Linked DNA regions of Homo sapiens: region 2 is linked to region 1. A link is a loop called in an ENCODE intact Hi-C map of the cell type or tissue named here. Cell type or tissue: heart right ventricle. All regions are shown on one strand. Links, peaks and the distances in the headings refer to the core of each region. The heading gives the core; the rest is flanking DNA. Region 1 overlaps PAK1 (p21 (RAC1) activated kinase 1). Region 2 overlaps PAK1 (p21 (RAC1) activated kinase 1).

Evidence for each region. Peaks named below come from ENCODE experiments on the same cell type or tissue, not always from the same donor. Only the 100,000 strongest peaks of a DNase experiment are listed, where the experiment ranks them.
Region 2: it touches region 1 in a loop (4-fold over the local background); 1 of 110 quality-filtered maps calls a loop at or near these places.

Annotation. Positions count from the first base shown.
Region 1 is chr11:77,375,074-77,391,904 of GRCh38, forward strand. PAK1 (p21 (RAC1) activated kinase 1) reads right to left here. Exons shown (of 15, transcript NM_002576.5): 3 at 4,821-4,921; 4 at 4,168-4,315. Among named protein-coding and RNA genes, the nearest start is that of GDPD4, 82 kb to the left of the region's middle. In heart right ventricle, for the core only: no CTCF peak of the experiment used is centred there; no DNase peak of the experiment used is centred there; H3K27ac peaks cover 2,084 bases.
Region 2 is chr11:77,437,683-77,454,513 of GRCh38, forward strand. The region is part of intron 1 of PAK1 (p21 (RAC1) activated kinase 1); the gene reads right to left. Among named protein-coding and RNA genes, the nearest start is that of PAK1, 28 kb to the right of the region's middle. RefSeq lists enhancers at 5,006-5,075, 11,033-11,803, 11,383-11,812. In heart right ventricle, for the core only: no CTCF peak of the experiment used is centred there; no DNase peak of the experiment used is centred there.

The DNA of each region.
Region 1 (16,831 bases), core at 7,098-12,097:
TTATAATATTAATTATCAGACCACCATTGTATATGCGGTCTGTTGTTGTGGCACATGACTGTTATTTGCCCAGGGTACACACAGGTTAAAGAGAGGAATTAGATTTGAATTCTGGTCTCATTCTAAATACTACGCTAGAACTGTATCCACATCATCAGCTATATCACTGTCAGGCTTAAATGGCCAAGAAAATCTGCATTCTAAAAGAAAAGGAAAGAATCCATAGCACCATCCTGAGTCATCCATGCCAAAACATGGCCAGTCTCCAGTTTCAGCTTTCATAAAGGATCCTTCTATATCCATATCTACTGCCCACAAGGACAAAAGGACTAAGGTTGAGGAAAAGAGAGGTATTGATCCTGTCAAGTCTAATTAAAGGTAGGGTCTTGTTTTCCAAGAATAGAATCAAGCTCCCTCAATGAAGCAATTACCATGTTTCACTGATTCTGAGATGTACATTTTTTCACATTAACGTCTCTGAAACAGAGGTGTGTCCTACTTTCTAAAGCATGTTATGGTTTAATTGGCAGCTTTATTTTCTTTGATTGGTATGCAAATAATTGTACATCTTACAATCAGTGGTATCTTAGACTTCATAAAATTTGAAAGAGAGACCCAATGGAGATCTTAGGAAGAAAGTAAGTTTAAAGACCAGGTAATGTCTTCAGTTTTGTTCTTTAATTCCCCTGGGTCCAAGAAAAACTGACTGCCAATTCACCACTAATAGAATTAAGGAGGGGAAATATTCTACCAAATCCAATATATTCCTCACCAAGAACCAAGCCCAGAGAATGTACAATTCCAATTCCATCATGTAAAAAAGTGCTAGATACAGCTTCTTTGACACTACAGCAAATCATGAACCCACAAAGCAGGAAATAAGGCAAGCTCTGACAACTTGTTCTTATAACAAATCCAGAATAGCTAGCAGTATTCTGGAGAAATAAATTCAGGATATACTTTAAACATAATTCGTTTGTTTTTTCTTGTCCAAAAGACTATAGACTATCAACTTTGGCAGAGTACAACACTATGCCTTCACTGCACTACCCCCAACTTTACGTACTGCTAGTATTTTTGAAGATTGGGTATTTTGGTAATAGGCATACTTGTTATGTCATATAAAAATAAGTAAACACTCCCTTTAAAGGTGATGAACTTCTATATATCAAAATCAAATTCCAAAGCACAGAATGATGGAACAGAAAGTGCTTCCAGCACTTTCATTTTACAGATGAGCAAAATGAGGTGCAGAAAAGGAAAAAGATTGGTTCAAGGTCACGTAAGTCAGTGGCAAAATAGGGCTAAGACCCAGTTGAGTTGTCAATCTAGTCTACTTTTTCCCTATTACATTAGCTACTAACAGGTATAAAAAATTAAGTGTTGCCAGGCACATGGCTCACGCCTGTAATCCCAGCACTTTGGGAGGCCAAGGTGGGTGGATCATGAGGTCAATAGGTCAAGACCAGCCTGGCCAATATGGTGAAACCCCATCTCTACTACAAATACAAAAATTAGCCAGGCATAGTGGCATGCACCTGTAGTCCCAGCTACCTGGGAGGCTGAGGCAGAAGAATTGCATGAACCCAGGAGGCAGATGTTGCAGTGAGCCGAGATCGCGCTGCTGCACTCCAGCCTGGGTGACAGAGTGAGACTCCATCTCAAAAAAAAAAAAAAAAAAATTAAGTGTTGAAAAAATAGAAATACTTGACAAAAAAATTAGCATGGAAGATTGTGCTTCGGTTATAGGCAGCAAAGGAGTTAAAGGCCCAACTTAAAATACATTTCCATCATGTATCAGCTGAGTCACTTGGGGTATGTCATTTAACTTCTCTGAGCCTAATTAATTTCTTTGAGTATATAAAATGAGCATAATAGTCCTTGCCCTGCCAATCTAAGGCCATCATAAGAATCACATGAGGGAGCCAGGCTCAGTGGCTCACACCAGTAATCCCAGAACTGTGGGAAGCCAAGGTGAGCAGGTCACTTGAGGTCAGGAGTTCCAGACCAGCCTGGCCAACATGGTGAACTGTCTCTATTAAAACACAAAAATTAGCTGGGGGTGGTGGTGCATGCCTGCAGTCCCAGTTACTCAGGAGGCTGAGGCAGGAGAATCACCTGAGCCCAGGAGGCACAGGCTGCAGTGAGCCAAGATCACACCACAGGACTCCAGCAAAAGAATCACATGAGGTAATTCACATGTGAGCATATACAAATGAGGTAGTATTATCATAACTAATAGTATAAGAGGATGGTAAATAGGGAAAGGAGAGATATGACACTTAAAAAAACCTATACCAAATATGCAATTTTGCCTAGAGTTGGCCCTAGTCTTCAACTTATAGAAAATTAAAATTCTTGCATACATATATATACATGTGCACAAATTTATACATACAAAAGTAGATGTACACACGTATCTGTACATATACACTCAATATTATTCATATGTGCATGCATGAATGAACATACACATAATTACCTGAATGTTTATATTTATACATATGTTCGTTCATGAATACCTGAGTGGACTTTATCTTTGTTCATGAATACTTAAGTAGGCTTTAATTCCAAATATATGCAAACCCACAGGGCTATGTCTCTGTTTACATACACATTTACATGCCACTAGCACATATTTACATACATACATGCAGGAAAGATCCTTGCAAAGACTTGGCCACTGAGGTTTTCAAAGACAGCCTCTAACCTGATGTTTCCATGACAAGTTCCTTAAACACAAACTCTAATTTCCTGACTAGAAAACTTTCCCACTCAGTAGCCCTCCAGCCCAATTCCTCCTTGAAATGACTCAGTCCCTCAATGGAGTAAGTGAGACAGACTCAGCGGGGCCAGACGAGAGGAAGGAAATACTGCTGGGCACATGCATGGCCCTCTCCTGGGCACCACCATAGCAGCATGAGTGAAGCTGCAGCCTGTCATCTCCACCATCTGTGCCCTTGAAACAAGCCAGATACTGGCTGGGGAAAGCATCCTTCAAAATTCACTAGTTCATCCTGGTTCTCACCTTCCCAACAATACTGCCATTTGAAGGAGGCAACATGAGTAAAGAGCCTAGAAATTAAAAGATTAGCCCACTATTAATTTAGCATATTAGAAAGGCCTTCTTTGGTTCTCACACCTGCAAAACAATGGAAAGCTGGTCCGCTGTGGAAGGAGAGCCTCCAAATAACATTATTAGGGGCAAGTAGTAAATTCAAAAGGTGATGTTACAGGAATTAGGAGACCTGGGTTCTAATCCCAATTCTGCTATTAAAAACACTCTGAAAAATATAGTCCCTTCTACCGAGGGTACATCTAAAGAAACTTATTCTTTATTGGCCTGTTTTTCATTTAACTAATAAAAATTAGTTCCCTGAGGAAGACATACATTAATGTTATTAAATAACTAATAATAATATTAACAATAATGATGACAATGATAGCTACATTTCTATGGTGATGTTTTACAACTTATAAAGAACTCTCACATCAATCAGCTCACTTATTTCTCACTATAACCTCTTTTTTTTGAGACAGGGTCTCACTCTGTTGCCCAGGCTGGAGTGTAGTGGTGTGATCCTTGCTCACTGCAACTCCACCTCCCAGGCTCAAGTGATCCCTTCTCCTCAGCTTCCCAAGTAGCTGGGACCACAGGGATGCACCACCACACCCGGCTAATTTTTGTATTTTTTGTAGAGACAGGGTTTTGCCACGTTGCCCAGACTGGTCTCGAACTCCTGACCTCAAGCGATCCTCTTGCCTTGGCCTCCCAAAGTGTTGGGATTACAGGCGTGAGGCACTGCGCCCAACCATTTCTCACTACAGCCTCTTGAGATAGGAATTCCCATTTTGAGATGCAAAGAAATGAAGTGACTGGTAGAACCTAGTAAAGGTCAGAATCTAGACCTTCTAGCATAAAACCTGTGTTCTCTCTATATAATACCATGCTATTTTTAAAAAAACGTGTGCAGTGACAGAGTGAAGACTCAAGTTTGATGCAAAGTCCATCATCTTGGCTGTCAAATTCCAAAATTCCACGTTAAAGTGCCACTTCCACTCTTTCCACTACTTTCTTCTCTCATCCCAGACTAATAGGCATGTGAGCTTTCCCACCCAGATTAAAACCATCTCTTGCTGAGACTGCCCTGGACGCAGTTCTCATACCTGTAAAGCTCATGTATTTCTGGCTGTTGGATGTCTTCTTCGAGTTGTAAAACTCCAACACATCCAGAACAGCCTGCGGGTTTTTCTTCTGCTCCGACTTAGTGATATTTGATGTCTGAAGCAAGCGGGCCCACTGCTCTGGCATTCCCTGTAAGAGAGACATGCAAGACTAACAGGAAGGCACAGTCACAGGGGAGCCTGAAAGAACATCAGAGCTAACTTTGACACTTGCTAGCAGCAAAAGATGCATTTATTAGTCATTCCTTTCTCTCTATACTCTCAGAGTTTACACAAGCCTCTTTTATAATATCTTTCTCATTGAATTAGTCATTTCTTAAGATGTCTGCTCCTTCACCAGGCTATACCTCCAGGATGGTAGGATAGGATGTTGTTCCTGCATGATCAGTGCCCCACACAGAGCCTGCTACCAAGCCTACCATTTAACAGAGGTTTATTATTTAAGGAACGGAGATGGAAAGGCTTCTCTGGATACAATTTTGGCGATGAAAGTGTCCCACTCATGAACGTGAGAAAATTGTAATCAGGGTCTCAGGCAAAGATAGAAGCATCAGGAAGATGAGAAAGGGTTGAATCTAACAGTGCACAGCCAGAACTCTAAAAGACTAAAGACCTTTCTGTGACCCAGGACTTACCGTAAACTCCCCTGTGACAGCATCAAAACCGACATGAATTGTGTGTTCAAAATCTGAAGGGAGAGAAATCTCTGGCCGCTCTTTCTCTTTCTTTTTATTTGCTGCAAGAGAAACAGGCAAAAGGAAATAAAAAACAGGAACATTATTGTTTTTAGGCTTATTTTAGCTCTTTATTGAGCTGTAGTCTCCTTGAGAGGGCAAAGTCTATCTATTAATATTTCACATATGTAGAAGAGCTCAGTTACGGATCTGGATTGGAGCAGATACTCAATGCATGTTTAAAGACTTAATTTCTTGTTGAACTAAAGTACGGGAGGTGGCCGGGCACGGTGGTTCATGCCTGTAATCCCAGCACTTTGGGAGGCCAAGGCAGGCAGATTGCTTGAGTCCAGGAGTTCAAGACCAGCCTAGGCAACATGGCAAAACCCTGTCTCTGCAAAAATACAAAAATTAGCTAGACATGGTGGTGCATGCCTGTAATGCCAGCTACTTGTGAAGCTGAGGCAAGAGGATCATTTGAGCCCAGGATGTAGAGGTTGCAGTGAGCTGAGATCACGCCACTGCATTCCAGCCTGGGTGACAGAGTGAGGCCCTGTCTCAAAAAAACAAAAAACAATAAAATAAAGGGAGAGGCAAAAAGATCGTCTGTCAGAGTTAACAGTTCTGGTTTTACCAGTAACTAGCCAGTTGATATAGAGTAAGTCATCTTTTTTGTGAAGCCCTCCTTGATCTCTAGGCTGGGTGGTTCTTTACCCTCTCTGTTCCCACAGCACCCAATATATGTAATAGTAATTGACTATTATAAGTGTTTATCTTCCATACCAGACTGAATTCTAAGTGCAGAGGCCATGTCAAATTAATCACAGCTTCCCAGAGGCTAGCACACACCTGGACAAAGTAGGTGCTCAGACAGTAAGTGAAGAAAGGAAAAAATGACCAGACATTTAACTCAACTGGGCAAGGAGTTTAAAGAATCTGCCTAAGACACAAAAATTCTCTCCAGGGCAGGAATAAATGTTCATTTCAGCAGCTCTGGCCTGACTTTCACAACACTTGTTACCCAGCACCTGTGAACCTTATTTTAAAACCCTGCTGTCTGGGAGCTCAACACACTAACCAAAAGAAATTCTGAAGTTCTAACACCTCCACAGACCCAGCAAAACCCTGATAAAAGGTAGCAAAATGAGAAGGAAAAAACAAAAAGGTCTAGAGTTCAAGCCAGTTTCACCTCTACCTCACCACAGAGTGTGTGTGTGTGTGTGTGTGTGTGTGTGTGTGTGTGTAGAGAGAGAGAGAGAAAGAGAGACCAGGATCTCTGCTTTCTCATCTAAACAAGGGAGAGGATGAGCTAGATGATCTTAAGGGTCCCTCAAGCACCTACATTCTGTGAATCTATGAAAACAAGAAACTATGCTTTCTCAAAGCTCTGCAGTTAAGATTCCTTCCTGAGATGGCATCCCACAGTTTTAAATAGGTATTTCATACATATCATCTAATACAATCACCACAATCCTGAGGTAAGTTTTACTTGTAGATTAGAAAATTTGGGAGCAGACTTGCCTACAATCATTAAGTAATTAAAATCCAAAAAGTCTGGCATCAAAGCCAAGGCTCTTCACATTCTATTTTACCTCCCCTAAAAAATTTCAAGTTGAATCAAGAAAACATACTTCAGTGTAGTAAGAAGAAATGACATTAAGAACTTGCCATGTATACAAACCATGATGTCAATATAGTATTTTTCTTCATTCTTACAATCCTACAAGATAGATATTACTACCGTCATTCTTACAATCCTATGAGATAAATACTACTACTGTCATTTTACAGATGAGGAAACTGAGTAATTTACTCATACAGCTACTGAGAGCTGGGATTTGAACCCAGGTCTGATTCCAAACGTTCATTCTTCAGTATCTTAATGAGAACCATTTGCCTACATGCCAAGTGCTAGGGTTTAAGCTATTTATGCACTTGGCAATTTCCCTCTCAGAAGCAGCTGCTTTGAGAAAGAGAAGGCTAAGGGGTATACCAGGGCCCCAAGTCAAGCAGTCCTTTATGACGTAAGTCCATCTGTCTTTCTCATAGCCAGAATGCACTGGAACATGTGGCAGGGCTTTGGAACTACTTTCTGTTTCTAAATTCCCTCTGATCTAGTCACTTAGGGAAGTACAATTATATTTGTGTTTTATTTCAATTTTTATTTTCTATATCTATGCATGTTTATACATTATTTCTATTATATATAATTGATATACTATATAATACATCACAGGCATGAACTGTCAAATGCATAAGAAACTTTGGTAAAGGAGACCCAAAAAGAAAGTTAGCTCAAAGCATGAGTGGTTTACAGAAAAGAGTTCCAGAGAAATGAAATCATTTAATACATGAACACACAGGGTAATGCTAAAGTCAGCTCTGCTTCTACTGAGCACTCTTTACCCTGCAACCTTTGAATATACCTCACATATTCCCACCTCCAACTTTTTGCTTGCTTTTTCTTCTCCTTGTTTGGAATGCTCTCTTCTCCTTCTCCCTATCTCAGCAATCTTTTAAAGACTGGCTCAGGTCCCACTTTTTCCAGGAAGGATTTCCTGACCTTTCTTCTTCCTGTTAATTCCCAAGACACTGAGTCTGCTACACCACCAAGCATCTAGTCATTTCCTATCTTATATAATTCCTTGCTAGTTTAAAAATCCAAAATGTAAGCTTCTTGAGGACCAAAATTACCACTTCCAATTACAATCCCTGTACTTCTGAATTTCAATACAGCACATGGCTTACTTAGTTGAAGAACACTCTAGAAAATATTAGGGAATGGCCGGGCACGGTGGCTCACGTCTGTAATCCCAGCACTTTGGGAGGCTGAAGCAGGCGGATCACTTGAGGTCAGGAGTTCAAGACCAGCCTGGCCAACATGGTGAAACTCCATCTCTACTAAAAATGCAAAAATTAGCTGGGCGTGGAGACACATGCGTGTAATCCCAGCTACTCAGGAGGCTGAAGCATGAGAATAGCTTGAACCAGGAGGCAGAGGTTGAAGTGAACTGAAATTGTACCACTGCACTCCAGCCTGGGTGACAGAGTGAGGCTGTGTCTCAAAAAAATAAAGAAAGAAAATATTAGGGAGTGACTCTAGAGACCATGATCCCATTCCCTGAGGAAAGAGGCCCAGGGATGTAAGTTGACTTGTCCTGATTCACAGAGCACAGGACTGTAGTCTACCTGATCAAGTCTTTCACTCTTTATTATACCCCTGATCCCTACTGAGATTTGACTGGTATCAACTACTAACTGAAATAACAGTTTAACATAGATTAGACGCGGAGTACAAGAATAGCAATGACTTGGTTGAAGTGGGAGAGGAGAGAAGTAAAAGGAACGGGGAAATCTAGGTGGCAGGATTTAGCTTGGGTACTGTGTAATTTTTTTTTTTTTTTTTTTTGAGACAGAGTCTCACTCTTGTTGCCCAGGCTGGAGTACAATGGCGTGATCTCAGCTCACTGCAACCTCCACCTCCCCGGTTCAAGCAATTCTCCCTGCCTCAGCCTCCCAAGTAGCTGAGATTACAGGCACCCGCCACCATACCCAGTTACTTGTTGTATTTGCAGTAGAGACAGGGTTTCACCATGTTGCCAGGCTGGTCTCGAACTCCTGAACTCGGGTGATCCACCCACCTTGGCCTCCCAAAGTGCTGGTATTACAGGCATGAGCCACCACGCCCGGCCTGGTACTGTGTAATATTTAGACTGAGTATTCACCAGTTGGGGATCACCAGCAGAAAACAGGATTCAAGAGGCAGGAATACAGGAGAGAAATGGAGAAGTCATACAGTCCCAGAGCCACCTGGAACCCAATTAATCCCTTCTTGGAAGTAACAATCATCCCCTTCACCTGTGTACAGCCCTTCACCAAGCTCTGCCAGTCACTGTCTCACTGGCTCATCACCACAAACCCAGGAGCTAAACAGCTGAGGTCAGGGAATTAAAAGAAATTTCTGTTAGTGGAAAGAATCTCAGAGGAAGGATTCAGTATTATTTTTGCCAGTAACTCACTGGGTGACCCAGGGAAAGTCTGAGTTTCAAGTCTTCAATCTGCAAAATAGGACAATGGTGCATGCTCTGTGTACAGAAGAAGGTAAGTAATAAACCACTCTTCTGGAGAAGATAATACCTGAAAGAAGTCATAAAGGATGAACAGGGGTTAGCCAGACCGAGATGGGAAAGGGCATTTCCAAAAGAAACAGAATAAGCAGAGGCCAAAAGAAGTAAGCAGTGTGATCTTTCTTCCATCTTTCCACCTGCTCAGCAAGTCAACCAAATTTCATAAACTCTTACCAGATTCACAAAGCACATGACTGCAGGCAGGAAGGCACTAAGAGCTTCGGACTGAGGGAAGACACAATGGAGAAAATAAAGCAAACCTAGGATCCTGATGGTCCCATATCCCAGGGATATAGTATCCCTGGGACTACTGCTGCAGTTGCAAATTTTTTATGATGACTAGAAGTATGTCTGCAGGAATCTGATGAAAACTTATGTCTACACAAAAACTTGTATGTGAATGTTCACATTAGCTTATTCATAACAGTCAAAAAGTGAAGGCAACCCAAATGTCCCTCAAGTGACGAATAGATAAAATGCAGTACATCCATATACTATTATTCAGCCATGAAGAGAAATGAAGTCCTGATCCATGCTACAACATGGATGAACCTTGAAAACATTATGCTAAGTGAAAGAAGCCAGTCACAAAGGGCAATATACTGTGTAATTCCATTTATATGAAATGTCCAGAATAGGCAAATCCATAGACACAGAGTAGATTAGTGGTTGCCAGGGGAGAAGGGAGAAGTGAGGAACGACTGCAATGAGTATGAGGTTTCTTTCTGGAGTGATGAAAATGTATTGGAATTAGTTGTAATGGTTGTACAATCTTATGAATATACTAAAAACCACGGAATTGTACATTTTAAGATGGTGACTTGTATGGCATGTGAATTATATCTCAATTTTTTAAAAAAAAGTGAATGTAATTTACTATATTAAGAAAATAAAGAAGAAAATATATATAATCAATTCAATTAATGCAGAAAAAAGCATTTGCTGAAATGTGATATCAATCATGATTAGAAACTCTTAGCAAACTAGGATTACAAGGGAATTTACTTAATCTAATAAAAGGTAATTACCAAAAACTGGAGCAAACATTATACTCAATTCTAAAATGCTGAAAGCTTTTCCTGAGATTAAAAACAGGAGAAGGGTATTCCTCCTCACCACTTCTATTCATCATAGTACTGAAGGTATTAACCAGTGCAATTAGGCAAGAAAAAGAAGTAAAAGGAGAAGGATTACAAAGAAAGAAAAAGAACTATTACAATTTACAGATCATGTGCTCATGTACGTGAATACAGAAAACTCAATAGAAAAACCTTCATGTCTCTGAGTAGGTAAAGATTTCAAAAATAGAACCACAAAGCATTAGAAAGGAAATAATTAATAAATTTGACCACATTAAAATTCTATCTCACATCATGCCAAGCATCTGTCTAAGATTACAGGGGAATTTACTTAATCTAATAAAAGCTAAGAGCACAGAAGATATTTGTAACATATATAACTGACAGAAGACTTATATCTAAATAAGGATTCCTACAACGATGTTAAGAATTCTTGGCTGGGCGCAGTGGCCCATGCCTGTAATCCCAGCACTTTGGGCAGCCGTGGCGGGTGAATCACCTGAGGTCAGGAGTTCAAGACCAGCCTGGCCAACATGGTGAAACCCCGCCTCTACTAAAAAATACAAAAATTAGCCAGGCGTGGTGGCAGGTGCCTATAATCCCAGCTACTCGGGAGGCTGAGGCAGGGAGAATTGCTTGAACCCAGGAGGTGGAGGTTGCAGTGAGCTGAGATCGCGCCACTGCACTCTAGCCCGGACAACAGAGCGTGACTGTCTCAAAAAAAAAAGAATTCTTTAAGTTACAGGAAATATATGTGCTTTGTAAACTAAAGAACTTTACAAACATGAGTTGTCATTAATATAAAAAACTGTTAGGTTTCTCAGCCCATTCATTAAGACAGAGAAACTGTGGTTGAGGTGAGAAAGAGGAAAGAATCATCTTGATTTCATGTATCTAGAGATCTTGGGATTGAGAAAATAAAGCGGGAAAAGAAGCTTCCAACCTCACCCATCCCAACTTTAACCCTATCTTTGACCTAGACCACTTGGCTTTCTGATAGCATGGGAAATGAGGCTGACACTGCAAAATCCCATGTCTTGGTATAGCCATCAAAGTTTCAGCACAAATCACTGGCCTTTTTTAAAAAAATGATTTTTAAGCAGCACCTCTCATTGGCTCCACTGAGCTAATCTGAGCTCAAGGCAGTAAAACGTTCCAAACTTGGAGAGATAAACACTGACATAGTCCAATGTTAAAATTAACTTTGCTAAACTCTTCCCAAGCTCAGAGAATTCCACTTTGCTTGTGAAAATGCAGCCAGAAAAAGATTTCAAACTAAATGCTGAAAGACTTCTTAGAATAAACCAAAGGCTCCAGATCCTAACCACAGGAACCAGGCTTTCCCACATGGAATTCTGCAACTCAGCATCACCTATTACAGGCCCTCAATTACAGCTTCTCTTTCCAATCATTTATGCATCCCCCAGGCACATACTGAGGCCATGCTAGAGAGGTCAGCATTAGGTAATGCCCAAAGACATTCTACCCACTGGCAGCTCAAATCTCAACCATTACTACAGCCTACAGATCATTCTTCTTTCTCATCTCCCAAAAATCTCTCTAGAGACCCAAGACAACTCCTCTAGAAATTCTGACTCCAAAGGTCTGGGTGGAATGCAGGTATCAGTATTAATTAATTAATTAATTATTTTTGAGACAGAATTTTGCTCTGTCACCCATGCTGGAGTACAGTGGTGTGATCTCAGCTCACTGCAACCTCTGCCTCCTGGGTTCAAGCAATTCTCCTGCCTCAGCCTTCTGTGTAGCTGGAATTACAGGTGCCCACTACCACGTCCAGCTAATTTTTGTATTTTTAGTAGACACAGGGTTTCACCATGTTGGCCAGGCTAGTCTTGAGCTCCTGGCCTCAAGTGATCCACCCGCCTTGGCCTCCCAAAGTGCTGGGGTTAAAGGTGTGAGCCACCACGCCCAGCCTTTTTTTTTTTTTTTTTGTAATGGAGTTTCACTCTGTTACCCAGGCTGGAGTGCAGTAGCATGATCTTGGCTCACTGCAACCTCTGCCGCCCAGATTCAAGCGATTCTCCTGCCTCAGCCTCCTGAGTAGTTGGGATTACAGGTGCCTGCCACCACAACCGGCTAATTTCTGTATTTTTAGTAGAGACAGGGTTTTGCCATGTTGGCCAGGCTGGTCTAGAACTCCTGACCTCAAGTGATCCGCCCGCCTCGGCCTCCCAAACTTCTGGGGTTACAGGCGTGAGCCACTTGCACCCCGCCCTGTATTTTTTAAAAGCACCATAAGTGAGTCCAACATGTAATCAGGGTTGAGAACAACTAAGAGAGATAGTTATGTTACAATGGAACAGATAATTTAGGAAGACTTAGTTCCATACTCAGCTCTCCCACTTTCCACTTGTGAGACCTTGAGCAACTTACTTTTCTCTAAGCCTTAGCCTCCCCAACTAAAAATGAGTTGTTGTAGGTATCAAATAAAACAATAAATGAGGTTTCCATTTTTAAAAAACAAACCTCCTATTTGTATTGCATTTTAGTTTAGAAAATGCTTTTATATCTACTATGTCAAATGACAAAAGCCTACTAATGATATAGGATGAATGGGAAGTGAGGATATTGGAATGAAATTTAAAAAATAAATCAGAGTTAACAAATGTCAGTGGCTGGACTCAATCTGTGTTATAAGTCCAGTTCCAGACATAACTCTATGCAGCTGGTATAAATGCTCAAATACTACATGAAGGGCATATACCACTTCAAAGACTACCAACACTGCTGTGTATCCTTATAGGACTAAGTTGAGTAGCTTACTGGTTGATCAAAGGCTCCAAACAAAAGAAAAACACCTCAGACTTCTTTCATTTTGATGTATGCATTAGTTATAGCCATCAAGGGTCTTAAAGCAAAGGGATGAAACCTATGTGCCCAGGGCAAATATAGAAAATCTGTAACCAAAGGATGAAAGATAGTTAGATCATTTTGCAAGAACTTCTTATAACTCTGTATGTTTTCTACCTCTATGTTTTCAGCCTGCAGAGATGCAGTTTTGATCTTGAGGCTATGAGATGTATTTTCAGATCAGATTTAGCCTAAGGTTACTTAGATTTAGCCTAGGATTTTCTACAGCTGTATCATTGAATAAAGTACTTTACAATGGCCTAGTTTCTTTTCACCTATATAGACAAGCCTGATCTAACCACGCCTTTGCAACATCACATTTATGTAATTATAGGATTCTATTTTATTTTATTTTGTTTTTTGAGACGGAGTCTCGCTCTGTCGCCCAGGCTGAAGTGCAGTGGCGCAATCTTGGCTCACTGCAAGCTCCGCCTCCTGGGTTCACGCCATTCTCCTGCCTCAGCCTCCCCAGCAGCTGGGACTACAGGCACCCGCCACCACGCCCGGCTTATTTTTTGTATTTCTAGTAGAGACGGGGTTTCACCGTGTTAGCCAGGATGGTCTCCATCTCCTGACCTCGTGATCCACCCGCCTCGGCCTCCCAAAGTGGTGGGATTACAGGCATGAGCCACCGTGCCTGGCCAGTTATAGGATTCTAAAGCTAAAAGAAACTGCACATGCCTACTGCTCTCTCTCCTTTTCTAGATGAAGGCACTGACGTCTACAGAGAAATAATTGACCCAAATCAGACAGCCAATTTATGGAAGAACCAATACTATAATCCCAATATCTAGACCCCCACTTTCCCATTTAGCACATAAGATTGTCCCTCCAGGTTCCAATGATGTCTGAAGGCTCTGCTTCCATCTGCTGTTTCAGACTGGAATCTTCTTTTTTAAAAATCAGCTTTATTGAGATGTAATTCACTTACCAAACAATTCACCCATGAAGTGTAAAATTCAATGGCTTTTAATATATTCAGAGAGCTGGACAGGTATCACCAAAATCAATTTTAGAACATTTCATCACTACAAAAAGAAACCCCACCCCTCTTAGTAATCATCTCCTAGTTTTAATTGCCTCTCCCTCTCTGCAGCCCAAGGCAACCGCTAATCTACTTTCTATCTATGAATTTACCAATGCTGGACATTTCCTACAAATAGAATCATACTATATGTGATCCTTTGTAACTGGCTTCTTTCACTTAACACAGCATTTTCAAGGGTCATCCATGTCATGGCACGGATCAGAACTTCATGTCTTTGTTACCAAATATTTCATTGTATGGATATTCCACATTTTATTATTTATCTATTCATCAGCTGATGGGGTATTTGGGTTGTTTCTGCTTTTTGGCTATTATGAATGCTGCTATAAACATTCATGTACTGCTGGTAACTCTATGTTTAATCTTTTGAGGAACTGCCAGACTGTTTTCCACAGAGGCTGCACCATTTTACATTCCCACCAGCAATTATGAGGGTTGCAATTTCTCCACATCCTCACTAACACTTGTTATTATCTTTTTTATTATAGCCATCCTAGTGAGTGTGAAGTGGTATCTCATTGTGGTTTTGATTTGCATTTCCCTGATGGCTAATGATTTGAGAATCCTTTCATGTGCTTCTTGGCCATTTGTATATGTTCTTTGGAGATATGTCTATTTAGATATTTTGCCCATTTTAAAATTACTTGTCTTTCGGTTGTTGACTTGCAATAGTTCTTCTTCACATATTTTAGATACACATCCATTATAAAATATGTAATTTGGGAAATTTTTCTCCTTTCTGTGTGTTACCTTTTTGCTTTCCGGATGATGCCCTTTGAAACATAAATGTTTTTAGTTTTGATGATGCCTACTGGATGAGAATCTTATTACCTTTCTAGTTTGAGTCAGCAAGAACAATTTAAACTTTTTAATTTAAAAAGTCCTCTTTCACTACATGTAGACACTTGGGCTGAAAGCCTATTTATAGAGATCAAGAACACTGGTTGATAAGATACAATATTAAAAATAAATACACATCTAAATTGAGGGATAAACAAAGTGGCTACATATGTGGAAGAAGACTGCAGGGCATTTAACACTGTCTCAGATCATAGCCCTTGTACCAAGGAAGTTGGCAGCTACTATATGAATGAATTAGTCAGGAAATCAAGGTTAAGCACCTTACCCATATCTTTTATTTTATTTATTTATTTTTTGTGAGATGGAGTTTAGCTCTTGTTGCCTAGGCTGGAGTGCAATGGCGCAACCTTGGCTCACTGCAACCTCCGCCTCCCGGGTTCAAGTGATACTCCCAGCCTCAGCCTCCTGAGTAGCTGGGATTATAGGCGCCTGCCAGCATGCCCAGCTGATTTTTTGTATTTTAGTAGAGATGGGGTTTCACCATGTTGGCCAGGCTGATCTTGAACTTCTGACTTCAGGTGATCCACCCGCCTCAGCCTCCCAAAGTGCTGGGATTACAGGCATGAGCCACCACACCCGGCCTATTTTATTTTTTTAAGACAGGATCTCACTCTGTCACCCAGGCTGGAGTGCAGTGGCATGATCACAGCTCACTGCAGATTCAAATTCCCAGGCTCAAGCAATCCTCCTGCCTCAGCCTCCCAAGCAGCTGTTACTACAGGCACACGCCACCATGCCCGACTCCTTTTTTTTTTTTTTTTTTAGTAGAGACAAGGTCTTCCTATTTTGCCCGGGCTAGTCTCAAACTCCTGAGCTCAAGCAATCCTCCCACCTCGGCCTCCCAAAGTGTTGGGATTACAGGCATGAGCCCCTGTGCCTGGCCTTCTTTTCTACCCAAAGCCACCAAACCCAAAGGGAAGTGAAGGTGAAGTAGAAGGACTCATACACATAACGATATAAGCCCAATGTACTCATTAAAAGTCCTTATTATTTCTCATTTCACTTGTACGACATTTACAATACATGAGATCTGCTTATAAGACATATCTATATAAAGACACTACAAATGCAATGTGTCCAAAATAATCATCTTCCCTGCTCTCCAATCACCAACACTCCTAATTTGTTCCTTCTTTCTATGTTCCCTATTGGGCTAATGACACTACCATCTACCATCTCCCCTGATCCGTAGTTAGGCAATTATATTTTTCTACAACATGAGATATTTTCCGCAATCTACCATTGTGCTTGTTGTATCTGCCCTACTGTTTCAGAATCTCAGTTCTGATTTTACCATGTAGTCTACCAGCTATGCCTCCCAGTTTCTATTCATCAACAAAGGAGTAAAGAGACAGAGACAAAGGAGTAAAGAGACAGAGAACTAACATTCAAATACCTTCTGTGTGGAAGGTACTCTATTAGGAACTTTGTATGTAGTCTTCACAACAACCCTGTGAAATGATATCTCACTTTTAAAATAGGAAACTAAATAAAGGTCAAAGCAGTTAACTGACATGCCTAAGATCAGAAAGCTGGTAAGTGGTGACCCAGCTCCATCTAAACCAGAAGCTCATGGTAACTACTTACACACAGAAAGCCAGTATCTTTAGCATGCCATAAGAACAGGGCCCACAAATATAAGGAGAACTTTACTTCAGAGCAACAGCCACTTAAATCAACATTTTTGGTACCAAACAAAAGTCATCTTTTGTTGTGGACACCAAAACCTTTATTTTACAACCTTGTCTACGAGGATCTTGGTGACTTTTTCATATACACTATTAAATCAACAGTGTTAAAATCAGTGTTAAAATCACCACTATTCATCATATGATTACTCTTCTATTAACAGAAGTTTTATCAATAAAAAGGAAATGAGGCTGCCCAGGATAATTTATTCATAGTAAACTCATGCTGAATGCTAGTTATCTCTGCATCCTTTTCTCAGCTGTTACTTGCCATTCTTACTGATACGTAGTCCCCAAA
Region 2 (16,831 bases), core at 5,016-10,015, 61 kb after region 1:
CAAAGACTTATGCGGTCCAAAATATACACAGTACCAAGATTGAGAAATTCAAATATAGACTAAAACAAATCAAACAAAAGTTCTCTCGTGAACTCCTCTGAACTCTTTAAGAGTATATGGATCTCCCTTCTAGACTTTATTAGATAGGTATAAATGTTTTCGATATCTCCAAGACTTAGAATGAGCAAGTAATCTACAAAAGAATAGATATTCAATAGGAAAGCCAGCACTGGAACTGAGGTCTCCTGATTCCCAGACTTGTGCTGCTTCCAAGAGCTAACTCAACAATATGTCTCAGGTACCTCACAAGCATTTCCTTTCCTTCTCCCTCTTCTCCTTGGACTACCCAGTTTGAAAACAACATCTATTTCTTTTCCAGCATCATCAGAGGTCAAACACAGCACTGGCCTCTGTCCCCACCCTCCCCAGTTAAAATACCTTCCCAAGGACCTGTCCTTCTGGGGAAGCCCCAGGACACTTACAATCATGGCAGAAGGTAAAGAGGGAAACAGGCACGTCACATAGCCAGAGCAGGAGCAAGAGAGAGGGGTGCAAGAGGTGCCACACACTTTTAAACAACCAGATCTCATGAGAATTCACTCACTATCATGAGAACAGCACCAAGGGGATAGTGCTAAACCATTCATGAGAAATCCATTCCCATGATCCAACCACCTCTCACCAAGCCCCACCTCCAACATTAGGGATTACAATTAAACATGAGATTTGGGCCCAGGACACATATCCAAACTGTATCAAAGGCTTGCCTCCAAAACAGACAATGAGCTTCTTTAGGTGCTCTATAAATGTTTGTGGATGGAGCCCTTTACCTTCTCGTGTTAGGCTGAAGAACAACTTGATATTTTTAGACTGAAATCTGTGTAATTTTAACTAATGCTGTTGCTCCCAATAGAAATCTCAAGGTACACAGGTCACATGGCACTTAAAAATATATAGTTTTAGAGCTTGGTAACAGCTTCTCTAAAAGAGCTGTTTATGGAAAGACATCTAGGTCTTGCTACCAGGAAACCACAGTCCTAACGTCAGTTCTGTCACAGAACCTCTGTGTATGACATTGGGCAGATGGCTTTACCTCTCTGGAACTCAGTTATTAATCTATAAAATGGTGATTAAAATAGACTATATGATCAGTAAATTTCTTTCTAGTACTAGTACATTCTGCAAGCCTATGAAAAAATAAATTATTTTAATAAAAACCACTCACCCACAAAGACATGAGGATGAATTTGAGGCTCTAGAACTGAGCTCCTGGGTCTCTGTCTTGCCTGATTCTCTTAGCTGGAGGCAGAGTGGAAGAGTCACACCCAATGGTCCGATATACATCATTTCATTTGCCTAAGCCTGTTTCCTCATGTGAGAGGCCAGTGATTCGAAGCCATGAAGAGCATGCTATCTCCTCTATCTTTTAAATGTTAGGACTTTGGCTTTTAAGCCAAACTAAACTTTAGTTTAGTTTTTAAAAGAAAAAGCCAAAATATCTAACCAAGAAAATGAGTGCTTCTACTCTAGTTTTAAAACTAGAAGCCCTATAGAGGAGCATGCTATCTCTTCTATCTTTTAAAAGTTAGGGCTTTGGCTTTTAAAACCAAAAAGCCAAAATATCTAACCAAGAAAATAACTGCTTCTACTTCTAGTTTTAAAAGCCAAAATTATATATATACATAAAATAAAAAATGAAAGCCAAAATATCTAACCAAGAAAATGCCTGCTTCTAGAAGTACAGGGCTCACCAACATGGAAGTACACAGATACTGGAAAACTACCTGGCAGGAACTTTGAAGAGAGAGTTCAAACATGGGTTAAAGGTTGTGTTAGATGCCCCTAAAGGGAAATTTCAGTCCCTAATATTCTACAATTCTCTTTTCAGACAATTACAGAAAGAATAACCCTTAGCAGACTTCTAGAGAAAAAAAAATACCCAAGGACTTTTCTGGTCCTATCCTTTCTCCTGCCCTCCTTCTATGTCTCTACCTCAGTACAATGGGTCATTCACTTCCAGAGACATCATGGCTATACTGTACTTGCCTTCTCTTTTCTGGGTTTAACATATGGAGAGGGAAAGAGGACTAAATTGTCAAGGAAATTTAAATTGTCAAGAACCATCAGGTGCCTGGGTCTGTATCAGGGAAAATTTCTCAGGAGAGTGGGAAGGTATAAGATTGGCTCCACTCAGCAGTACCTAAGCTCAAGGTAGCCACTGGCTTCTCAGGTCACACAAATCAATGGCCCTCAAAGCATAAAGTTAGAAACCTAGTATGGATATTTAATCCAGCCCCAGTCACCCAGACTAGTCTAAGGTACACCTGTCATCGGAGAATCAGGTATTATAAACTTAATCCCCGGTGCCTCCACAGGTAACGTTGGACCATTCACTGCTTCACTCTGAGCCAAGTGTAAAATGTACCAATTCCAAGTATAAAATGAATATATCAGAAAAGATCATTTGAAAAATTTCTTCAGTACTGATTTTGTTACTCTGCTATAAAATGGTATTTTTTAGAATTTAATTAGCATCTATCCTAAACTTTCAAACATACGAGAACAAAAATAGCCAGGTGCAGGGCCTCGCATCTATAATCCTAGCTACTGAGGAGGCGGAAGCAGGAGAATAGTGTGAGGCCAGGAGTTTTGAGACCAGCCTAGGCAAAATAGTGAGACCCCCATCTCTAAAAATAAAAAATAAAGAACAAAAATAATAATAAATACTTAGCACCTACTATAAGGGCACTTACTATAAGGGTAAGTACCATACTTAACATGCCTATATCCTTTAATCTTCACAGCAATCCTAATTTATAAATGAGGAAACAAACTGAGAAAGGTTAAAAAACTTGCCCATAGTCACACAGGTAAATAGAAAACCTGGAACTTGACTCACCTCTGCTGATTCTAAATAGAACTCTTAGAATCTTTCTACTAAACCATTAATTTCCAGGCTTCTATTCCAAAATAGAATATTTACTTGGAAAGAAAGAAAACAGACAGTAGGGAAAAGATGATTAGAGATAAGCTTCAATCAGCTAGTAAAGACCTGCTGTATACAGCAAGGGAAATAACAATATGCATTGAAGCCACCAAAAAACAAGAGACCTTCTAAGCTGCTGGAAGCAAGATTCATCTGAATTCCTCCCACCTCTATCTGCCCCTCCCACCTCTACCTGCTCCTCCCACCTCTACCTGCTCCTCCCACCTCTACCTCCTCCATTAGTTTGTTCTCCAAAAGCTAGATGGGCTTGGGGATCCATATAGGCCAGGGAAAGTATGTTTACAGCTAAATAATCCAAAGGAGGCAGAGACCAACTTAGAAGACCAGTCCTTCTCACCTGCTGCTAACTCACTTGACCCCCTCCTCTCCCAAGAGGCCTGTACCATACTCTGCCTTTCAAGGGAAGGCCTTTAGCCCTGCAGACCTGGATCCTGTTCCTGAAGAAGCTTCAATCAGCTTAGAGACAGGAGATGCAGCCATCGGTATTTAATGCCCATCTCTCCAAATACCGTCTTAAAAAAAAAAAAATCTAAAGGAAAGAAGGTGAGGAAAAGGCCTAAGTTTCTTAGAGACATCTAGGTCCATTTCTCTGCCATCCTATCTGTAAAAAGGAGGGTAATCCCATACCCCTTGGGCTAGTCCTTGCTCAATGGCATCAGAAAAGCCAACCCATTTCTTTTCACTGAGAAGTCCTTTGAGAATTCAATCACTCAATCCAGTGGTTTCCAAGCTTTTTTGTAAAGTCTCTCTACCTCTTTTTCCAATCAAATCTTACAGTAATGCCAATATTTCAACAGACGAAAAGTAGAGCTTCTCTGGCTGAAATGGAGGTGGATAAGTTCTATTTCCTCAGCCTCTTCTCACCTCCCAACCTTACCCAGGTAGCTTGTGAGGCTCCACTTCAAAGCCCTAGTTTAACACTTCCTTGTTATACTTAAGGAAACTGCAGTCCAGAGAGAGAACATGACTTAGGATCACATGGTCAGTTAGTGGCAAAGCAAGAACTCAAACCCAGATGTACTGACTTCAAGGTTAGCTGATTTCCCATCTCATCACTACTCCTTTGAGATGATCATGTAAAACTGAATGTGAGTTTTTAAAAGCATTAAGTATTGGAGATGCACAGTTTCATCAGCTAATTTTCTCCACAAGTAAGAGTCAAAATGCTCAGACCTGCAAGGACCAAATCACCAGGTAACACCCAATAGCAAAGAAATCTTCTTGTGTTCCCGACCCTCACGAAAGTGTCTGGTTGCTGGTAAAACAGGCATGGTTGTGTTACCAACTTAGAAAAATTAATAGTAGAAAAATGAGACCCAGAAGGCTTCTGAAGGAATCCCTGCTCCCTTCACCCTCAGAAACTATCCCTTAAAGACATATGGGAATTCTCCTCATATCCACCATGCCTGGAACATGGAATAGAATCTTAACCTGTTTATTAAAGTTAATTCCTTAATACATGATATGTATAGCCTGGTCTCAAAATTTTTCTACCACTGTGAAAACCACTACTTGGAGGTAGCCAGCCTCTAAGATAGTACCCTATGTTCCCTGTCTCCTGGTATTTGCATCCTTGTAGAGTCCTCTCCCACAGGGTTGGTCTATGTGACTGAAAGAATACAACAGAAGTGATGGTATGTCACTTCTGAAGTTTGATTACATTAGACACAGCAGCTTCTGTTTTGATTACTCTCCTCTCTCTTGGATCTCTTCTTTGAGGAAGCCAGCTGATATGCTGTGAACTGCCCTGCCCTATGGACAGGCACACATGGCAAAGAACTGAAGCTTTTAGCCAACAGCCAGGAAGAAACTGAGGCTGGCCAACAATGAACGGCATGAGTGAACTTGGAAGGAGTTCATTCCAGCCCTGCTTGAGCCTCCAGATGACTGCAGTCCTGGGCAACAGTTTGGCTGTAACCCCATTACAGACAGTGAAGCAGAACCACCCAGCCCAGCCACTCTAAGATTCCTGACCCTCAGAAACTGTGTGAAATAATAAATGTTTATTTTTTTAAAACTGCTAGTTTTGCAGGTAATTTGTCTACACAACAATAGATAACTAATACAACCATCAAACTAAGGTTTCCTGGGTTAACATCAGAAAGCCCCGATCATGAAACCAAAAGTCCAGCCGAAATGAAACCCAAAGCCTCAAGGCTTGGGGCTTCTCCTTAAACAACAACAGTCTCTGCTGCTTATTCACAAGGTGACCTTGTGCAATTCATTTCATCTCTCTTAGCCATGGTTTCCTTATTGAAGATACAGAGATATCACCTTCCTTGCAGATTATTGTGAGGATTAAATGAGAATAGTTTCTAAAAGTATCTAAAACAGTATAGAATTATACAAAGTAGGCTGGGCCTGGTGGCTCATGCCTGTAATCCCAGCACTTTGGGAGGCCGAGGTGGGTGGATCACGAGGTCAGGAGATCAAGACCATCATGGCCAACATGGTAAAACCCCGTCTCTACTAAAAATACAAAAATTAGCCGGGTGTGGTAGCGCACGCCTGTAGTCTCAGGATGCTGAGGCAGGAGAATCACTTGAACCCAGGAGGCAGAGGTTGCAGTGAGCCGTGATCACTGCAGCCTGGCAACAGAGTGAGACTCCGTCTCTTAAAAAAAAAAAAAAAAAAAGAATTATACAAAGTAAGATTGTTATAATAGACTGTGGAAGACTCCCCAGCAAGCCCATTCCCAACAGCCACCACAAGGAGATGGCTCTGCTCAGTGAAGTCAAATGGAAAGGCCTCTACTACAACCCTTATCCAACTGTAATGTAAGTATCCCCCTCTATTACTGCCCCTCATAATAACAAGAAGCCATAATCACCAGTGCTTATTAGGTATCAAGCAAAATGCTAAGTACATTTACATTATTTCCCATGTAATACTCCATTTTACATACAGGAAAACTGAAACTTAAGAGGTTAAAATGATTTGGTTATTAATGGAGCCAGGATTGAACCTCAAATTCATGCAACTCTAAAGACCATGTTTTTTCCATTAATTCAGTAAGCTTTTAATGACACCAAGGGATCTCGAAGTATCCAAAACAGAAGGCATTCAGGTACAACTTAATAAAAGAAAAAGGAAGCAAAATCACAGTTCAAATTAATGAGAAAATTAAAAGATTCAGAAGGTGAGAATTCTGAACCTGTCTAGGGCACCAAGCAGCTGTGATATCTTCAGCAAGTTGTCTGTCAATGAAAATAAAACACCCCTCACATTTACAGTATATAGTATTCTGGAGTCTACATAGCATTTTGAAATATCTGCAAATATTTTATTGTCACAGCAACACTGGAGAGCAGTTTCAATTATCTCTCTTCTATAAATGAGCAAACTGAGACTCAAAAAGAATTCCAGTGACTTACCCATGGTTATTAAACAGATGGAACTTGCCAGACACAATATACCTAGATTTCTTTATTCTCAGACATAATATACCTAGATTTCCTTATTCTCAGAAGAGATGTACTTGAAACTGGAAAGTTTTAGGGAATGGCCAAAAGGTCACAGCAAGGACAAGAATCCAGTTTCCTTCTTATTCTCCTAACCCAGTGAGCTGCAACCAGGTACGTAAACCTGGAGAGCTCTAAAAAAAAAAAAAAAAAAACCCGACGCCTGGGTCCCATACCAACCACCATCCCCCAAATTTAACTTATTTGGTCCAGGGTGGGACGTGGGTATCATCAGGAAGCTTATATTTTTAAGTTTCCCGGGTGTGGTCATGCTCAAAAACTATTGGCCTAACCCCCAGAGCCACAGATTGAGAAATGTCCTGATTCACCCTCGTTTTCTAATGTGAAATTCTCTGAGTGAAGCCATCTAACTCTTTGTAAACTCATCACAATTACGAAGCAAAACATCTTCTATTATTGTGAATGGCCATGTAAGTTAAAATAATTTAATTTCTGTTGCCTAAGAATAAATTGTTATATACCATGCAATCAACATCTTAATGGTCATGACTAGAAATGTGGCATACAGCAACAAAATTGCTTCTAGAAAAAGAAAAGCTGCCCACAATAGTATAATATACACAAAAACAACTAAGTAAAAAAACTGAAGTTGTCTTTTTCCTCCAAATGTCCCTGTTTGGGGGATCTCAAAACTCCTTGGTTCCACCAAGATGAATTCACCTCAAGTGTCCTCTGATGGAGGTCTGAATACTGCAAGGACTTATCCCACAATATCTCTACTTCTCTCTGCTAATCCAAATCCTACCTGACCAAGTTCTTTTCCTGACCATCCAGCCTACTGTTATGGGTTGAATTGTGTCTCAAAAAAAAAAAAATGTTAAAATCCTAACCACCAATACCTTAGGATTGACCTTATTTGGAATTAGAGTAGTTACAGACGTAATCAAGTTAAAATGAGGTCATTAGGGTGGACCCTAATCCAATATAATTGGTGTCCTTATAAAAAGGGGAAATTTGGACACAAGAGACAATCACACACAGAGATAAGATTAGGTGAAAGGACAAAGGGAAAAGAAGCCATCCATAAGCCAAGAAAGGCCAGAGGGTAACAGAAACTAGGATAGAGGCCAGGCACCTCCAGAGGTGGACCTGCAAAAACCTTGATTTCAACCTTCTGGCCTCTAGAACTGAGAGACCACAAATTTCTGTTTTTCTAAGTCACCCAATCTGTGGTACAGCAGCACTAGGAAACTAATACAGCCACCTTTCTCTAAACTACTAAAGTTTGTACCCAGTTTATTTGGTGGCACTGTTCAATTTATTTTTAGTGTATATATCCTACATTCTTAATGAAATCAAAGTTTTTTAAGGGCAGAAACACTATTTTATACTTCTTTGGTATCATCTACCATTCTTAGGGAAAAACTGACCTCAGGCAAGGTATTCAGGAAACATTTGCTCTCTTGATCACTTTCTGGAAAATGTTCAACAACCACTGTTGTTTTAGAATGTGATAACCAGAAAATCACTTTTCCTACTTCCCTAATTCTGTTTCACACCGGAGTGAGCTATTTAAAAATCTACATTTCTCTTCATGAGCTTTTTATATACATAATATCTATCACATATAGAATCATGGACTGTTTGGGGCCAAGAGAGAGCTTAAAGATCATGTAGTGCAATCCTGAAGCGGTATCTTCTTCAACTTACAGATACCACTTCTCCCTTCTTGATCGTAAATGCCCTATTCTCCCTTGTCCGTTGTATTAGTTATTGATTTACAGGGCTCCTTCTCATCACCCCACCCCCACTATACAATAAGCACATTCAGGGTTGAAACTGTCTCATTCATCTTTATATCTCCAGTACTTATCACAGTTCATAGTACATGCTCAATCAACAGTTCCTAAAGTATTATTTTCTCTTTCTTTGCCACTAGTCTGCAAGCTTCTCCAAGAAAGGAAGTGAATCTTAGTCATCTTTGTATCTCTAGGGTCTAGCACTAGCATGCAGCAGATAATAAATATAATATTTGTTGTTCATGATATTAAAATGTTTGACTCACTGTCTCTATGCTAGGCTGTGCTGGCCTATCCTTTATTAAGAAGCTCAGACCCAGGCTGGGCACGGTGGCTCACACCTGTAATCCCAGCACTTTGGGAGGCCGAGGTGGGTGGATCACCTGAGGCCAGGAGTTCGAGACCAGCCTGGCCAACATGGCGAAACCCTGAATCTACTAAAAATACAAAAATTAGCCAGGCATGCTGGTGCAGGCTTGTAATCCCAGCTACTCAGGAGGCTGAGCCATGAGAAACACTTGAACCCAGGAGACAGAGGTTGCAGTGAGCCAAGATCATGCCACTACACTCCAGCCTGAGTGAAACAGCGAGACCCTGTCTCAAAAAAAAAAAAAAAAAAAAAAAGAAAGTTCAGACCCAAGGTCATATAGTTAATAGATGATGGAGCTAAGATTTGAATCCAGAACATCTCATTGAAAGGTCTATCCTCTCATGTACTTTCATGGTAAAGTTTTTATAACTCTAGATATAAATGCAACTTCAGTTTTCTATTGGTTTAACTTCCTTTGAAGTTTGTTTCTAGTTAAAATTGGCAGATTGAAAACACATTTACTTATGTTCCCTCCCAAAATCACTCTAAAATGATGGTAAAGCTATAAAAGAGGTATGAACCTCAACAATAAAGAGAATGGGTGAGGGGACATCAGACGGTAAGAGATTTCAAAAACTGTTTAGAATAATAGTGAATAGGGGAGCTGTGACAAAAAGAAAAAAAAAAAACAAAAAAGGAGAGCAAAAGAAGCTGTAATCTAGAGCCTTGCATAGTCCCTGAGCAGCAAAGATGTGTGGTCCCTGTACAACAGGATCCCTTCACCTGGAAAGAATCACTGGATTAAAACACATAAAGACATAGGAAGTATAAATCATTTACCCAAAACCACACAGAGATAAGAAGAGCTAGATCCTATTTTTGTTACCTTTCTATAACACATCCGCTATTAGCCAACTTAAAAGAATATAGGATGAATCAGCAGCCCATGCCACAAAACAAGGAGGCAGAGGTGTTTCCCAGGGTCTACATTTTGGCCTTCTTTACCAACTCCAAAAAGGTCCTTTGTGTTTGGGCTCTCCCTGGTGAGAACCTGTTCAAATAGTTGGGATAAGAATCCCATTATTCCCATTGTCTGATTCTATAGCTCTGAAAGGTAGGTTACCAGCACCTAACAAAAATAGGACAAAACTTGGAGGCGAAAGATTTCATAAGCACTAACACTGTTTCAAGTCAAAGCTGAGCTCATCTATCTTGCCCGTGGTAGTGTGAGAGAAGCAGCTTTTCATCCCTTTTTAGAACAGAACATGTCCAAAGGTAGGTGTTGTTATATCTGCTAACAAGATGAAACAGATTCTTTTTTTTTTTTTCAGGGGAAGTCTCGCGCTCAGGCTGGAGTGCAGTGGCACGATCTCAGCTCACTGCAACCTCCACCTCCCGGGTTCAAGCGATTCTCCTGCCTCAGCCTCCCAAGTAGCTGGGATTACAGGCGCCCACCACCACGCCCAGCTAATTTTTGTATTTTTAGTAGAGACGGGGGTTTCATCATGTTGGCCGGACTGGTCTCAAACTCCTGATCTCAGGTGATCCGCCCACCTCAGCCTCCCAAAGTGCTGGGATTACAGGCGTGAGCCACCATGCCCAGCCAAAATAGATTCATTTTAAAATGCCAAATTACAGAATTGCCTACAGTTGCAATTAAGGCATTAATAACTCTAGGGCTATTTCTTAATACACAATTATGAGAGTACCACAGCTATTTGCTCCTCATTCCACCACACTCCCATTTGAACTCTAGTCCATCACTGCATTAAACACATCTACATACTCAATTTGTGTGTTTTTGATGTGCACAGAAAGAATACTGAATTAGGAGTCAGAAGAATAGTTCCAAACACAACTCAAGCTTTGGAATCAGCAAGCTTGGGTTTGAATCCCAATTCTGTCTGAGTTACCAGCTGTGAGATCAGAAATTAATCATTTAATCTCTCTGGACCTCAATTACCTCATATGTAAAATGGGAGACTCATATGGGAAAAAATGGAAAAATATGTCAGAGACCTGTTGTGAGGATTGGGAATATTTATTAGGCAACTTGCACAGCAGTAAGTTACTCAATGCGTGGTACTTTCCTCTTTTATTGACCACCTGGTATTTGCTACGTATTTCTAACCTTGGAAGGGTTGTTTTGAAGAAGTGTTTAAGGAGAGGTAGAATATACAAATTACATTAATTACAATACAGTACAACACAAAATATAACACAGTACAAATATAATATAAGAAATGATGTCATAGCCATTACAACAGAGTAACACATAAACACTGAAGGAAGAAATACTAATTCTGCCTGGCACAGGAGGACAATGTCAGAGAAGGCATCAGAGACAGATATTTGAACTTGGTCTTGAAGGTTGTTGAGTGTAAGGACAGCAAGCAAAGGAAAACATGTTAAACAAACAAAATGCTATGAGACCCAAGTTAAGGGAACATGAGAAAGAATGTTTGGCTTATTTCAGCAATAGTGTGAAAACTTACAAAGAAGTGATAGGTTATACAGAACCAGAAATAAGATTAGCATGAGGAAGGGACTACCCATGGGAAGTTTTTTGTGGAAAGCAAAGTGGTATAATAGGCAAAAAGAGGTAGTCATTTGAGAAACTCTTGAAACTATTTAGCTGGAGAAGAACAGTAATAAAATCACTATTGTGATTATAAAGAATTGTCATGTGGAGGAAAGGTTGAATTCATTTTGTCTGACCCAAGGGACAGATTTAAGAAGGTGGATAGAAATTAAAAAATGATATTATACAAAAATGGCTAAGGAATATTAATGATATACAGGGTGAGTGTTTGAAATTTAAAAGAAAATGTCCCTCCTGTACGTTTTGAAATTAACCCAGAAAGCTCGAAAGAGAAACTCCTTCAATCTTAGCCTGGGCTAAGAACCCCAGGCTTTCTCTTCCTCTTTGGGGACAAGACTTGACTTGATGGGCCTTTGGTGCAACCAGGTTTGAGGAAGGTGCTTCCACCACTTCCTGAGGCCTTACACAATTCAATTCAACCTCAAAAGGGAACACTAGCCCACACAGAAACAGCTTAAAAAGAAAACTAAAGAAGGCAACGACTTTAAAGGAAACTAGGCAGTGCGCTTAAAGAGAAAAGGGCAATGGGAACAACATGAACATCAGAGGCATCAACTATCTGTTCTCATGTTAATGAAGGAAGGAAGAGCAGCAAGACCATTCAGTTCAACATCTCACTGTACACATAGAGAAACTGAAGCCCAGAAAGGGGATAGGGCAGGTAAAGCCAGGCATGAAAACAACTTAACATAAAACGTTAGAGTTCAGGCAGACTCTTTTATCATCTCACTTTTCCTCAAAATAACACAGTGAAGGAGGTGTTATTTTCCCAATGAGACACGAAGATCTTTAAAGCATTACAATGTTTGTGTTAGTTTTCCTTATGGGTTGCTGGAATGAATAATGCTTTCCTTTTCAATCCTATAGGTAAAAAAAAAAAAAAAAAAAAAATCACCCTAAGGACTGGAGCTTCTCCAGGGAAATAATGTGGACTAGGAAACAGTTTCTCAATACCCTCACCCCAATTCCCCTATTCTATCTAGGACTTTCCAATGTATTACATATTCAATTTTTTAAAAATTCTGTTTTAGCCCCTGTGCTGAGAACAGGGAGCAAAAATTCAATCAGACATGCATCTTCAAGGAGCTTCCCATTCTGAAAGCATAGACAAGCATGACAATCAATGATTATCTTTTAGTCATGAAGACTTGGTTTCAAATCCTGGGTCTGCCCTTTACTAGCTAAGGCAAGTCATTTCCTTTCATCTAAACTTCAGACTCCTTTTCTGCGAAATTGAAGGCAATACCCTCAGTCTAACTCAAAGTATTAACTTGTGAGTATTTGGAAAGATAATTATTTAAAGCACCCAGCAGAATGTCTGATCCACAGTATATATGCTCAGAAGGTATTTACTGAATTAATGGCTTACATAAAAGTATCAATTCTAGGGGTAGAGTTGGGAAGAAAGAACATCCCAGCATTATGTTTTCTCATAACCCTGGACCCACTGAGAGAATGATGTTTACCTGATCATGTGGGTTTCATGCTCCCCAACTCTTGTGCATTAAAGCCACAAATACCACCCCAGCATTAAAAACCCGAAAGAACCTGGCAGGTCCCACACAATGACTAGGGATGAAGGAAATAGCTGTCTGGCCTGACCATATTTGCAAAGGGAAGTAGGCAGCAGAGCAAGGCCTAAAAAACCCAAGACCTGAAATCCTGCAAATCCTTATGATTAAAGACTAGAAAATCCTTGTTAAATACAAATATCTCTGCAAGGTGAAGCTGGGGTGAAGAATTAGGAGCCATTAGGGATTTATGGAACTCTATGGGCCACAGAAGTTCTCCACTTTAGATAGATATTATTTCAAAAAAATACATTGGCATATCTACTGTGGGTCAGGTGTTGAAACAGCAGAGGACTTAGACATGGTTCCAGTTTTTGAGACACTTAGAATAACAGAGACAGAGATCACAATGAAAAATGGTTTCACCACTAAGGTCCTGACATACTGCTATTCAGTGGGCTGCAACTGCCTGCAGAAGTGACCCAAGTTTCCCAGTTACCAAGTTTCCTCCTCCTCTTTTTCAATCCATTTACCACAAAACCTGCCATCTCTAGAGGCCCTTCTCTGGGCAGAAGAGCTTGCCTATGTGCCACAGGAGTTTAGAATGGAAATCTGACTAACAGCAAAGCTCATACCTTACACCACCTATAGCCTCTGGAATCAAACTCCACAAAACACTTTAAAACCACAGAACAAGAAGTTCTGATGTATTTATTTTAAGACTTTAGGGAAACCATTTGAGAAGACAGAACTAAGTCTTCTGAGAATATCTCAAACATTTACTGACTACCTATTATGTTCCAGCCACCACTTTGATTCTTTATAATGGGGTTCAAGACATGCTACCCCAAAATATGACATCTTAGCATATGAGAAAACAGCAGACGCAAGAAAGTATTCTCACTCTCAGCTTCCCCTCACCCTTCTCCCCTGAAGCAGGTAATCAGATCCTCATTCAAGAGGTACCCTCCTTATTCCCAGAGGAAAGCCTCATTTTTCTCTGAAGACACAGGGACATACAGAAAAATCTGAACAAACCAGCCTTGCTAAGTTCCCTCCAACCCTGATCCTATTACCATTACATCATACCGCCTTTGTCCAATCATATTTCTCCAAGACTACCCACTTCTTCCATCAAACCTAAACATAAAAATACACAAGTTTGCCTGTTTCTTTGCATCCTCATTTCCTTATGAAGGCTCCTATGTCATGTAAAACTTGTATTAAATATATTTGCTTGCTTTTCTCTCGTTAATGTCTTTTGTTTTTTTTTGTTTTTTTTTTGAGACGGCGTCTTGCTCTGTCGCCCAGGCTGGAGTGCAGTGGCACGATTTCTGCTCACTGCAAGCTCCGCCTCCTGGGTTCATGCCATTCTCCTGCCTCAGCCTCCCGAGTAGCTGGGACTACAGGCGCCACCACCACGCCCGGCTAATTTTTTGTATTTTTAGTAGAGACGGGGTTTCACCATTTTGGTCAGGCTGTCTCGAACTCCTGACCTCAGGTGATCCGCCTGCCTCGGCCTCCCAAAGTGCTGGGATTACAGGCGTGAGCCACCACGCCCGACCTCTCTCGTTAATGTCTTTTGCTACAGGAGCCTCAGCCATGAACATAGCAATGGGAAAAATATTTCTTTTCCCCTACATTTATATATATTAATGTCCTCAAAACAACCCTGTAAGAGAGCTATTATTGTCTCAATTTTACAAAGAAAAAACTACGTTCACAGAAATTAAGTGACTTGCCCAAAATCACACAGTTAATAAGTGATGGAGCTAAAAATTCATAAGTAAATTGGCCACGTCCACTTTAAAGTCTTCATTTCATTTTTTCCCCTGCATCTCACATTTCATTCTAATGATAACGCTGTGAGGCAGAGTATCAACATAATTTCATTTTATAAATAGGAAACTGGTGCTTAAGGAAGTGATATTACTTTCTGAGAAACAGGTCAGTAAGTAGCAGAGCCACAGTTTGTACCCAGATCTCATGCCCTCAAATCTGCACTCTTTACACTACCCCACAATTCCTCTTACACTTGCCTTGCAGAGAGGTGTAGTAAAAATATACTTAATAGGGAGTCAGAAGTGCTGAGATGTGGTCTTGACTCTGTAACTAACTTATATAATATTGAATGAGCTGCTTTTCTTCTCTTGGCTTCAGTTTCTCATTCATAAAATAAGGGTGTTGAATTAGACATCTCCTAGGGTCCCCTTCAGCCAGCAACCCAACTAGTCTATGAGAAGCAGTTTCTCTAATTTCCTTGCCACTCAAGCAGTAACTTTCTAAAAGAAAAAAAAAGACTGGTTATTTACAGTATAGACGAAGGTGGAAAATGCTCAGCACCAAAGAGTAGAAATTACCCATTCAAAAGGCATATTTACCTTCCTCAAACACCCTAGATATAAAGAAAGAAGAAGCCATAAGCCACCTAATAACAGGGTTGGCACATCTAATAACAAGCCAAGTAGGAGTAAAGAGTGTGTTCATGGTAGGGCCCTTTTCCCTCTGCTGGATTCCTAACACTTCTATTCACTAGCTTTCTCTCTTCCTAGGTTGGCACATCAGCCCTGCCTCACAGCAAATCAGGCTTATGACTTTAACTAAATCCCATCAGATCTAAACAATCTACAAATGACTTTTTACTAGTATTACAGAACAAAAAAATGAAAGCCCCAGATGTAAATTCATCCATGCCAAGAAATAGGAAGAAGGAAGAAGTGGGATATATAAGATTTTGGAGGCCAGGTGCGGTGGCTCACGCCTGTAATCCCAGCACTTCAGGAGGCCGAGGCAAGCAGATCGCCTGAGGTCAAGAGTTCAAGATCAGCCTGGCCAATATGGCAAAACCCCGTCTCTACTAAAAATACAAAAATTAGCCAGGTGTATGGCGCACGCCTATAGTCCCAGCTACTCAGGAGGCTGAGGCAGAAGAATCGCTTGAACCCAGGCAGCAGAGGTTTCAGTGAGCCGAGATCGCGCCATTGCACTCCAGCCTGGGCGAAAAGAGCAAAACTCAGTCTCAGGAAAAAAAAAAATTTTTTTGGAAAAATTATTTCCCTGTCTGTCCTAGTTTCTTTATATATAAAGCAAAGGAGAGAGTCCAAACTGATTCTAAACACCTTTCCCACTGAAACTTAACATGAACTTGTAAGTATTCTATATTTAGAAAATGTGAGATATATTAAAAAAAAAAAAAACAAGGGGGAAAAGGGCATGGTATTACAAATTTTAATTACCTCACAGGAGAAAATAAAAAGGAATGAATTATAGTGCCAGGGAAGAACATAAAATATGTATGGTCACAGCAAGCTGAATACATATTAGTTATAAGAGCAAAAGGAACTGCACTATCCCTGTAACAGCCAAATAATTCATATAATGCCCCAGGGTAAGACTGCAGAGCAGAACCCATGTTCATGCAGTTAAACCAGAGCTGATCTGAATATGATCAAAGATCCAACACCAGGCTGGGTGCGGTGGCTCACACCTGTAATCTTAGCACTTTGGGAGGCTGAGGCAGGAGGATTGCTTGAACTCAGGACTTCAAGACCAGTCTGGCAATATGGCGAAACCCCATCTCTACAAAAAAATACAAAAAAATTAACTGGGTATGGTGGCACGTGCCTGTAGCCCCAGCTACTTGGCAGGCTGAAGTAGGAGGTTGAAGCTGCAGTGAACTATGATCAGGCCACTGTACTCCAGCCTAGGTGACAGAGCGAGACCTTGTCTTGAAAAATAAATAAACAAATAAATAAAATTCATACTACCTTAGCCAAGTATCATCATTCATATTCTGTAGCTCTTTACCTATTAATATGCTAAATTACGTACTAGGCACTTCCACATATATTTGTCCATTTAATTGTCTCAACACCCCAGTGGTTATATTCCCTATTTTACAGAAGGGGAGCCCGAAGCTCAATGAGGTAAAAAGACCAGGATGAGAATCCAAACTCTGGCTCCAAGTTCAATATACTCTGTCCCTATTATAACCTATCTCCTTCATTGTACAAGTCCCTCAGACACACATTATCCGGTTTTATATCTCACAACCACCACCACCTTGTGAGCTAGACATTCAAGATTCCTCATGAACTGGTCCCTATCCGTCTTTCCAGTTTTGAAATGGATGCTGTTGGCTGCCTACCCAGCATCCATTCCCTTCTTCTCCCTAACAGAG